Linked DNA regions of Mus musculus: regions 2 and 3 are each linked to region 1. A link is a contact called in ENCODE Hi-C or POLR2A ChIA-PET data. All regions are on one chromosome and are shown on one strand. Each heading gives the region's core, a stretch centred on a gene start or an enhancer-like site at or near the end of the contact. The rest is flanking DNA. Distances are from core to core; before and after follow the strand shown. Region 1 holds the start of Prrc2c (proline-rich coiled-coil 2C). Region 2 holds the start of Vamp4 (vesicle-associated membrane protein 4). Region 3 holds the start of Eef1aknmt (EEF1A lysine and N-terminal methyltransferase).

Region 1 (2,919 bases), core at 274-2,773:
AAGACTAGGATCAAAAAGGATAATGTATATAAAGGTCTTGAGAGCATACAGTTAGAGGTTAAGTAATGAGAGATCAGCCAGCATTCTATGTTCTTCACACACACCTACAGACACCCCCCCCAAAAAAACCCAAAAGCTTATTATGACAAATTCATCCCAGAAAAATCATATAAAAACTTCTTTTCTATATGCAAACTCAATCTATTTCTAATTTTTGGAGAATCAATGCATTTGGAGCCAGCCAGAAAAGATGCTGCAGTGCATCTGTGACACACACCTAAAAATGGCTCCAGCCAAAGCAGCATCTTAATGACCAACATGGAAGCTTAAATCTACTTTTAAAAAATGCTAGAGGTCAGACGTGGTGGCCGCTTCATACCACCCTCTCTGTAACGTCTATTAGCGGGAATTGACTCCTGAGCACTCGATGAAGCAAGCATCTTCCGATTCTTCTGGTGCATTCCCAAAGAGAAACCCTAACAGGAGGGCCGCCTACTGTACAATTCTAAGTATCCTGCTGGGGTATGAATTTATGAACCGAGGTTGAAGACCAGCCAATGCGGAAATCCGGGTAGTTTTAAGAGTCAGGAATTACTAGGCAAGTTGGATCCCCCCACCCCAAAGATCTTGAACACACTTCAAACAAATATACATCCCCTTTAAAGAGATCAGAGCGGTCCTTATATGCAAAATCAAGCAAGAGTCCTCACTGGCTCCCATGCTATTTTTCTTCGGTCTTAACTAGGGTCTCTACTCTAGCAACCAGTAATACTAAACGCTCTCTCTGAAAATCAGGCAGCAGCCGAGCCGTATTCCCACAAATGCCGGGCTGGAGCGGCCTAGAGGGAGGAAAAGACTACTCAAATCCTCCAAGAAGTTGTTCAGCTTGTCCCCAGCGGAAGTGGGGTTCGTTGGTCCTGGGTCCTGGTAGAGCCTCTACGACCGCCCTGGACTACACACCGCTGGCTGCAAACGCCAGCCATCACCACAGGAGCATCCGCAGGCACTAAGAGCGCTCGGAGCCGCCACGGGCACCGTCCTCCACGCCGTGGAAAAACGGCGCGCGCAGGCCCCGCGCGGGCGGAGGCTCCCTCGGCCATCGCAGGGCCGCCCCGCCGCAGCACACGCCGCGCACATGGGCGACGAGCCCTGCTCCGGATCTCCGCGGACAGCACGACGCCGGGAGCCCAGGGAGAGACGCCGCGGGCCCCCAGGCCTGGCTCCAGCGCCCGTGCCTTCCCTCCCTCCTCCATCGGGCCTCTTCACGGTCCGGACGCCCTCGCTCTCCTTACCCGCCAGGGTTGAGAACCAAGTCTGCGCGCTTCCAAGGGGCTCGCCCCGGACGGATCAGGGTCAGGGGAGGGGAGATTGCCTCGAGAGACCGTCCGCAGGGCCGCTCGGTCCCGAAAGCCCGAGCCACCGCCGTACAAACCGCCAAAGCACTTTCGCTACCTCCTGAGAGGGTGAGAGCGAGCGAGAAAAAGAAGCAAGATGGCGGCTAGCCAGCCCCTACGTGCTACGTCATGACGTTGCGTACGTAAGGCAAATCTCCGCAAGACCGCCCCGGGGGGGGTGGAGGGGTTGAGGCTGCGGGGTCACGTGACAGCCTCCGCCGCTTCTCGACTGCGGCGGAGGGCAACGCTACCTCCTACTGGAAGGAGGGAGTTCGTCAAGCAGAGCCATTTCGGAGACAAAGCTTTTCCACCTGGGAAGATTCCAAAAACCTTGAGCCCTCCGTGAGGAATCACGACTTGGTTTGTCTCCGTGCATTGACAACAACTGATGGAGGAACATAAACGTTTACAACCTGCGCTTTGACCGAATGTTCTTAGGGGGGGGGGGGGGGCAAAGTGAGGGGCCATGGTGTGGTGGCAATTTGAGAAGACCGAAGTTACCTCGGAGTGAAAAAAATAATCCAAGTGTTAGGGACAAAAGCGACTGGCGTGCTTTGCTGAGGCCACCTTCGGCATTTGTAATTTTGGTGTAAAATAAGGCACTGTTTATTTCTGACTCCTCTGGCAATGTTTACCTCTTGGAACAACTACCTAACAGAGAAAACTAACAGTTAAGAGTCACTCATGCAGGCCGGGCCGTGGTGGTGTACGCCTTTAATCCCAGCACTTGGGAGGCAGAGGCAGGTGGATTTCTGAGTTCAAGGCCAGCCTGGTCTACAAAGTGAGTTCCAGGACAGCCATGGCTATACAGAGAAACCCTGTCTCGAAAGCCAAAAAAAAAAAAAAAAAAAAAAAAAGAGTCATTCATGCAGATGTTTACTAGGTAAGTGTATAGTAGAGACAAGGCAGTACCCGAAGTGAGGAAGGAAAATGATAATATTCTACCTGGGGGCTGAGCATGTACCTCAGTGCCGCGTAGTATCTTGTCACATATATGCAAGTCTCTAGGTTTGGTCTTCCTTTCCCCAACGGAAAGAAGGTAATCCACGAGTATGTGATATTTCTCTACTTTATGAGATATCTATAGTGTATAATAAATCCAAAGATTCTTGTCCTGGTCTGAGTAAACTCCTCCGCTTGCAACTGGCATGTATTCATGGGGTGATACCACAACGTTAGAACAACCATAAAATAATAGCGCAGTAACCACAAGTAACTTCTTCCCCAATTGACATTTGTGATCATTTGTTTTAGATTTTGTTTGCTTTGCATTTCTGGGGCTCGAATCTGGGGCTTGCCTTCAACATGTTAGGCAAGTGCTAATCCAACTGAACTATAACCCTTAGCCCCTTCAGAGACCTTCCAAAATGAGACATAATTTGCTGATTGATAGAACAGGACAGAGAGAGGCCTGTCTTTTCACCAAGAAAACACCTTGGTTATTTTCCCACAATCCATTAGAACCAGTCTTCTGTATCCTGGACTTGAAGTATCTTTCTTGAGCAATGCAGGATCCCTCCAACAA
Region 2 (2,931 bases), core at 258-2,757, 170 kb before region 1:
AACACTAAATAAGACAGATACTCACGCTGACCATAGAAATCACATTTCCTAAGTTTTCACAAATGCTAGTGATAGTCAAAGGGTCTCTCCCACATTACTAAAGAAGAGTGGGGGCATATGTTCCTGGCCCAAAAGCAATCAAAATAAGTAGCCAAATTAAGGCATTATGACTAAATACAAAGAAAAATAACAGATTACTCATAAGAATAATAAGGCATGTATGAATGACATGTCCATTGTAGCTCTACTATCGTATTTCCTTATGCTGTTAACAGACAAGGACATTAACTAGCTAAGGAAACAAGGCAAGGAAGTTCGGCATAGTAAGCAAATATACGGATAAAATCATCAACTGAAGGGGCTGGAGAGACGGCTCAGTGAGAAAAGGCACTTATCCTTCTTGTTAACGACCCAGGTTCAATTCCTAGCACCCACATGGCAGCTTGCAACAGCCTGTAACTCCAGTCCCAGGGGATTTGAAGTCCTCATCTGATCTTTAAGAGCATCAGGCATACACATAGTAGTGTATGCACATATATGCATGCAGCCAAAAACACCCATACACATAATAAATCTTTTAAAAACATTAAATAAATAGAAACAAACAAACAAAAGACCACCTCTGGGCTGTCTAGTGACTCCGTGATAATCTCACTACCATGCCCTGCCAGAGACACAGACTAAGATACCTTCTATCTGGGCAGGCCATTTCAGTCCAAGTCAGCCAAGTTGTGAGGAGAAAACTCTCAACCAGTGAGCCCAACAGCAACCCTAACTAAAGATCGGGTGAAAGAGGGCTTTCTCCTGGAATTTTCCTCCTCCGGTTTGTTTTCTTGTCCCTGAGCATCTTTTCTTATTTTTGTGTCTATCAAATAACTGGCAATATATTTCCCCACAGTTTAAAAACTCTTAACAAAGGACTAATAACCATTAAGCTTAAAAGACTTGGAGGAGGATAAATTAAAAAAAAAAAGAAAAGAAATACACATTTCTACAGTTTTGGACTAAGTCTATCAACGCCAGACTTCTTTAAATAAATATGTCAAGCAGAGACTGTAAAGGAGATGAATTATTGGCAGAATGGCAATGTAAGGGTGGTTTCCCGCCTGAATCCCTATGTTTGGATCCTGCCATTTAGGCTACAAGCAAAAGGAATGAAACTGAGTAACCCTCAGCAATTTTGTAAATGGTATCAGACAGATATTTTATCACATGCGGCCCCTTTTACTCAGGTCCCTCAGACAGCCCGCAAAGTAGCATCTTCTACGGGACCTACATCCTAGTCACCCTTTCAGCTCCAGTTGAAAGACTTCTCAGCGTTCCCTACTCATCCCATGTACAACCCACGTGCTCCTCCATCGGATCTGAACGTCACAACCCCGGGGGATTCTCCCGGGTTCAAGAAAGACGGAAGCGATCGACCCGCTCAGGGTCTCCATTGCCTGAACATGTCCCCTCCGCCAGAAGACAAGACCCGGAGCGCCGAGACGCTCGATCTCCGTTGCCTGAGCCTGCCCCCTTGCGCCCTCTCCAGGACTCGGAGTACCGAGCGGCTCGATCTCCCTCGCCTGAGCCCGCCCCCTCTGCCCAGCGCCAGGCGGCGGAGCGCCGAGTCGCTCGATGAGCGGGGGCGCTGCAGCAGAGCGGAGCGGTGGCGGCTCTGCGCCTTCGGCCTTCCCCCTCCCACCCTTCTTCCTCCGCTTCCCGCTCCCTCCCCCGCCTGCCCTGCGCTGCCAGCAGGGACTGCTGCCGGGAGCCCATCGGAGACCGCAGGTATCCCGCCCCGGCGCGCCTGAGCAGGCAGGAAGCCAGGCGACGCCCCTGCCTACCGCCCCCAACGTCCGCTGGGGCTGGGAACCGGCCTGCGCGAGGGTCGGGTCGCGAGTGGGGAAGGCCGGGGGCCCGGGGTGTCCTGAGGAAGGGGCGCGAGGACTGGGGAGGGGCTGGGGCGGCCGAGGAGCTTTGAGATCGAGTTGCCCTCCAGGGGGAGAGCTGTTCCCGAGGGGGCACCTGTACGGGGAGTCGGGGGCCAGAGTTCCGAGCAGATGTCGGGGTGCGTGGCCTGGGGTGGCGGCGGCGAAGGGAGCCGAGGAATTGGCCAGAGAGGCTCGCCTGAGGTCCTTCCTCGGGGGTTCGGAGAAAGCGCGCATCCCCGCTGTGCTTAGAATGACCCGGGGGTGGAGGTGAATCCTTACACGTAACAGGTTTTGCGAGTAAGATTTCCAGTCACGATTTGCGTGGAACTGTTACCAGCCGAGACTGCAGATGAGAAATGAGGAAGAACTGGCGAGGGGGATGGAGGCTGAGCAAAGGAAAGCCGTGCCCAGCCAGATTCGAGCTTTTTTAGCGAAATGAAATAGAGCTTGTTTTGTCGAGGTAAAAAGCCAGTGTAGATTAAACAACAGGTTAGAAGTGCGTTACATGTAAAGCCACGGAATAGAGAACGTACTACAGAAGATGCATACGAGAGATTTGAGCAAGCGGGGAAGTACACGTAAGAGTCGTGCGATGTTGACACTTCAGTGAACCGTGTGGTGTTCCATCCACGACGTGGAAAGACATCACGATGACTCTTACTACGTAGACACGTTAACGACAAGAATATTTTTGGTAGGAGGAACTGTAGGCAGAATGGAGTCAACTCTGATTTCTGAGTACAGTTTATTTACGCTACTTATTTTTAATCTGTAAATATCATTAGTTGCGGGTAGTTCCAGGGTAGCTCGTTTATCTATCTGCTGATTTGCTGGTGGTTTGTTTATTTGTCTAGCCTGAGTTTGCTTCCTTCCTCAAACTGATAGCTTGGATTTTAGAACTTGAATAAGAGGTTTACTCCTCATTACGTTTTAGTGTCATACCGTGTAAAGACATTTTGTGAATTTGCTTGATCCCTCTCTCCTGTTGGCTAAGATCAGCTTTTGCTGTTAGCTA
Region 3 (2,780 bases), core at 181-2,680, 190 kb before region 1:
TAATCCAAACAGTATTATGCCACAATAAAGGTCATGTGAGAACAGGCTGTGTGATGTGCGCTATTCAAAACTTGTGTGCAGCCTGAGGGACGGTTCAGTAGGTTAGAACTATTGCTCTTGCAAAGGACCCAAGTTCAGTTCTTAGCACAGCCTATAACTCCATTTCCAGAGAATTTGGTAGCCTCTTCTGGCCTCCACAAACTTCCTGTACTCACATGATGCACAGAAACTCAGGCAGGCAAACACACATCTACATAATAAAATAAGGAAATCTTTGTCTTGAAGTTTGTAGGAAGTTACAAAATCCAAAACACCAGTTGCATCCTCATTTTTGTTTTTGTTTTTTTAAACCGTTAAAAATATAGGCTGAGTGACAGAACTGTTTCTAACTGCTCATACTTCCTATTTCCTCAGACAACAAACTAGTTTGTGAGGATTTGGAGCCTGCTCCCATCCCAGAGTCTATCTCATGCTATTTACTACTTGAAGCCAAACTTAAAAATACGAATTGTTGTTTCTCTTTGTGGCACATTCCTCCATTCATCTTTCAAAAATTCTGTTGTCACCGTCTCTAGAGGGCAAAGCATAGTTCCATGAGAAGTGATATGCCCTGGAGCCAGACAGACCTGCTTTTAAATCTCTATTTGACCACCTACTACATGCATGGCCTCCAACAGTCACTTGAAAAAAATAAGTGCACAACTACCCGCCTGAATTTGTTGAGATAAAAGGCCCGAGCATAGCAGACCTTAAGTCTCCTTCCCTACCGAAGCTCCAACTCGTCCACACCTATTTAACTTGGAATTTAACTTGTGTTTGTGGCTTCCTGCTCCTGTAGCTTGAGGGCTGGGCACAAAGCCTGAAATTTGATGAGCACTCGGCAGTGACTTAATAAACATATACACCAATAAAGTCCCACGACGCTACCTATTCCACACGTGTGCACAGTGACACAACACCCTTTCAGTCTACTGACGAAGCCACTATTCCAAAACGGGTTAAGGATGAAGTTTTAACTGAAAATCTTTACTTTTAAATGGCTATCTTTAAGGTTGCCACTTAGCCAAGATGCTGGGCAGAATCCTAAAATGATAGATCTGAGTGGGGTCCCCACGCCTGCCTGCCTCCTGCCTCCTAAACTTAGGATTGCTATCTTCAGTCCCCACAAGGGACTGGCTGCACGCCATACCTTTTCCTTGGGCTTTATGTATTTGTGCAGCACCTCGCACAGCTCCAGATAGGTCCCATACCACTCGAAAGCTGTCTTCCCTCGCTGCTGGAAGAACTTCTCCCAGTAGTCGGCAGAGCCAAACTCCTTGGAGCTTTTAGGTAGGAGATTCATGTTCCCACCGTGAGCGGCGTCTTCGACACTGCTCCTGGTGACAGATCACCCCGGGAAGCACCGGGAGGCAGCAGCGGCGGGAATCTTAGCCACTACAGGCACCATAGATTTGTTCTGCACGCAAAACCCAACCGAACCGGGCCCTGTGCAGCAGACGCGCGGACGAACCACTGAGCTGGCCACGCGCCGCTGCCGCCCCCCTTGTTTTTCTTCACCCTCGGTCCGCGCCCCACGTGCAGCAGCCACACACTCCCGCAGCTACACTCAGAACCTAGAAACCATATCCGGGTAAGAGGTCTCGTGATTGGGCAGGCGGAGCGGGCGGGACTTCCTGCGGGACTCCGGGCAGAAGAGGCTTGCTTCGTGGAACCGGGCGGGGCTGCGCGCGCAGCCTCTGTGAGCTGCGCTCTATCCCCAGCTGAGAGCGCGAGGGGCAACGGGAGCTGACCTGCGCAGGAGCAGGAGTCTCAGCTAGAAACCCCTTCCTCAGGAAAATGTGAGCTCATCTCCTCTTCCCGGAATCACTTTGCCACCGTTCTTGGTCAATTCAGAGGAAAATGACTGCTTTTTCTACTCCAAAATACAGAGCCCTGCTATTAATACAGTAACAACGGTGAATATCAGGAGACTTAACCGAAGTGCCTCCCTTCCCTGCCTCTCAAAACACAGTAACCATTCATTATGAAGATGCTCATTTTATCATTGGAGTCCTTAAATTGTCATTCTGATGACAGTTGTAAAGACATAGTTTATGTGTCTGATGAACAATACCATCCTTTTAAATGATCGTTTTATGAAAATATCCCAAGGAAGTTCCTAGTGAAGAGCTGTTTTGAAGAGACGATGAAAGAAACAGCTCTCGCGTTAAAGGAATAAGAGATGGAGCCCAGATATGACTGGCCATAGCCCAGGAACACAGATTTAGCTTCCTCAAATACCATGTTCCCATGAGGTAGCAATTGCATGAACTTTTATAGTAACAACACAGAAAGTAGTAAAACGGGACACTTACAAATACATTGGTGAGTATATTGTAAGATGATTGCAACCACAAGAAAACCTAGAGGTCTCTTCATACTTTCCAAAGGTCTTACCTAAGGGTCACAAAAGATGTTGCCAAGTACTAAATAACTACTAAAGGACCGGAAGATGTTCTAGGAAAATTTGGCTCTGGAACTGCATGCAACCTTTCAACGGCTTCACATCATTGACGTTGAAATCAATGAGCCTTTGAGGACACAGCTCCTTTCCAGAGATTCTTTTTCACAGCCTATACACACAGTGCTAGCACAGACACGGAACAGTTAGAGTAGACATAAGTTTTAAAGTCATCTTCAAACATTACAGAATCGTCTATTGGACTTGTTTTTATTTTTAAAAAGTTTCATATGATATAATCTGGTAGTGGTTTCTTCTTTCCCGACTTGTCTCAGCTCTT

What was found. Hi-C counts contacts between places; a loop is a spot of excess contacts on that map. ChIA-PET counts read pairs that join two places held with the same protein, here RNA polymerase II (POLR2A).
Region 2: a map of heart shows a loop between it and region 1 (9-fold over the local background). The contact joins the promoter of Vamp4 here to the promoter of Prrc2c in region 1. A Hi-C loop is called at or near these places in 1 of 37 maps with a recorded cell type or tissue (heart). POLR2A ChIA-PET finds 5 or more read pairs at or near these places in 1 of 5 experiments (embryonic stem cell).
Region 3: a map of heart shows a loop between it and region 1 (2.9-fold over the local background). The contact joins the promoter of Eef1aknmt here to the promoter of Prrc2c in region 1. A Hi-C loop is called at or near these places in 2 of 37 maps with a recorded cell type or tissue (both heart). POLR2A ChIA-PET finds 5 or more read pairs at or near these places in 1 of 5 experiments (Patski).

Annotation. Positions count from the first base shown.
Region 1 is chr1:162,739,033-162,741,951 of GRCm38, forward strand. It overlaps Prrc2c (proline-rich coiled-coil 2C), which reads right to left and starts at 1,524. Exons shown (of 35, transcript NM_001081290.1): 1 at 1,293-1,524.
Region 2 is chr1:162,569,008-162,571,938 of GRCm38, forward strand. It overlaps Vamp4 (vesicle-associated membrane protein 4), which reads left to right and starts at 1,508. Exons shown (of 8, transcript NM_001356527.1): 1 at 1,508-1,773.
Region 3 is chr1:162,546,915-162,549,694 of GRCm38, forward strand. Eef1aknmt (EEF1A lysine and N-terminal methyltransferase) reads right to left here and starts at 1,431. Exons shown (of 8, transcript NM_144877.1): 1 at 1,190-1,431. The coding sequence starts at 1,342.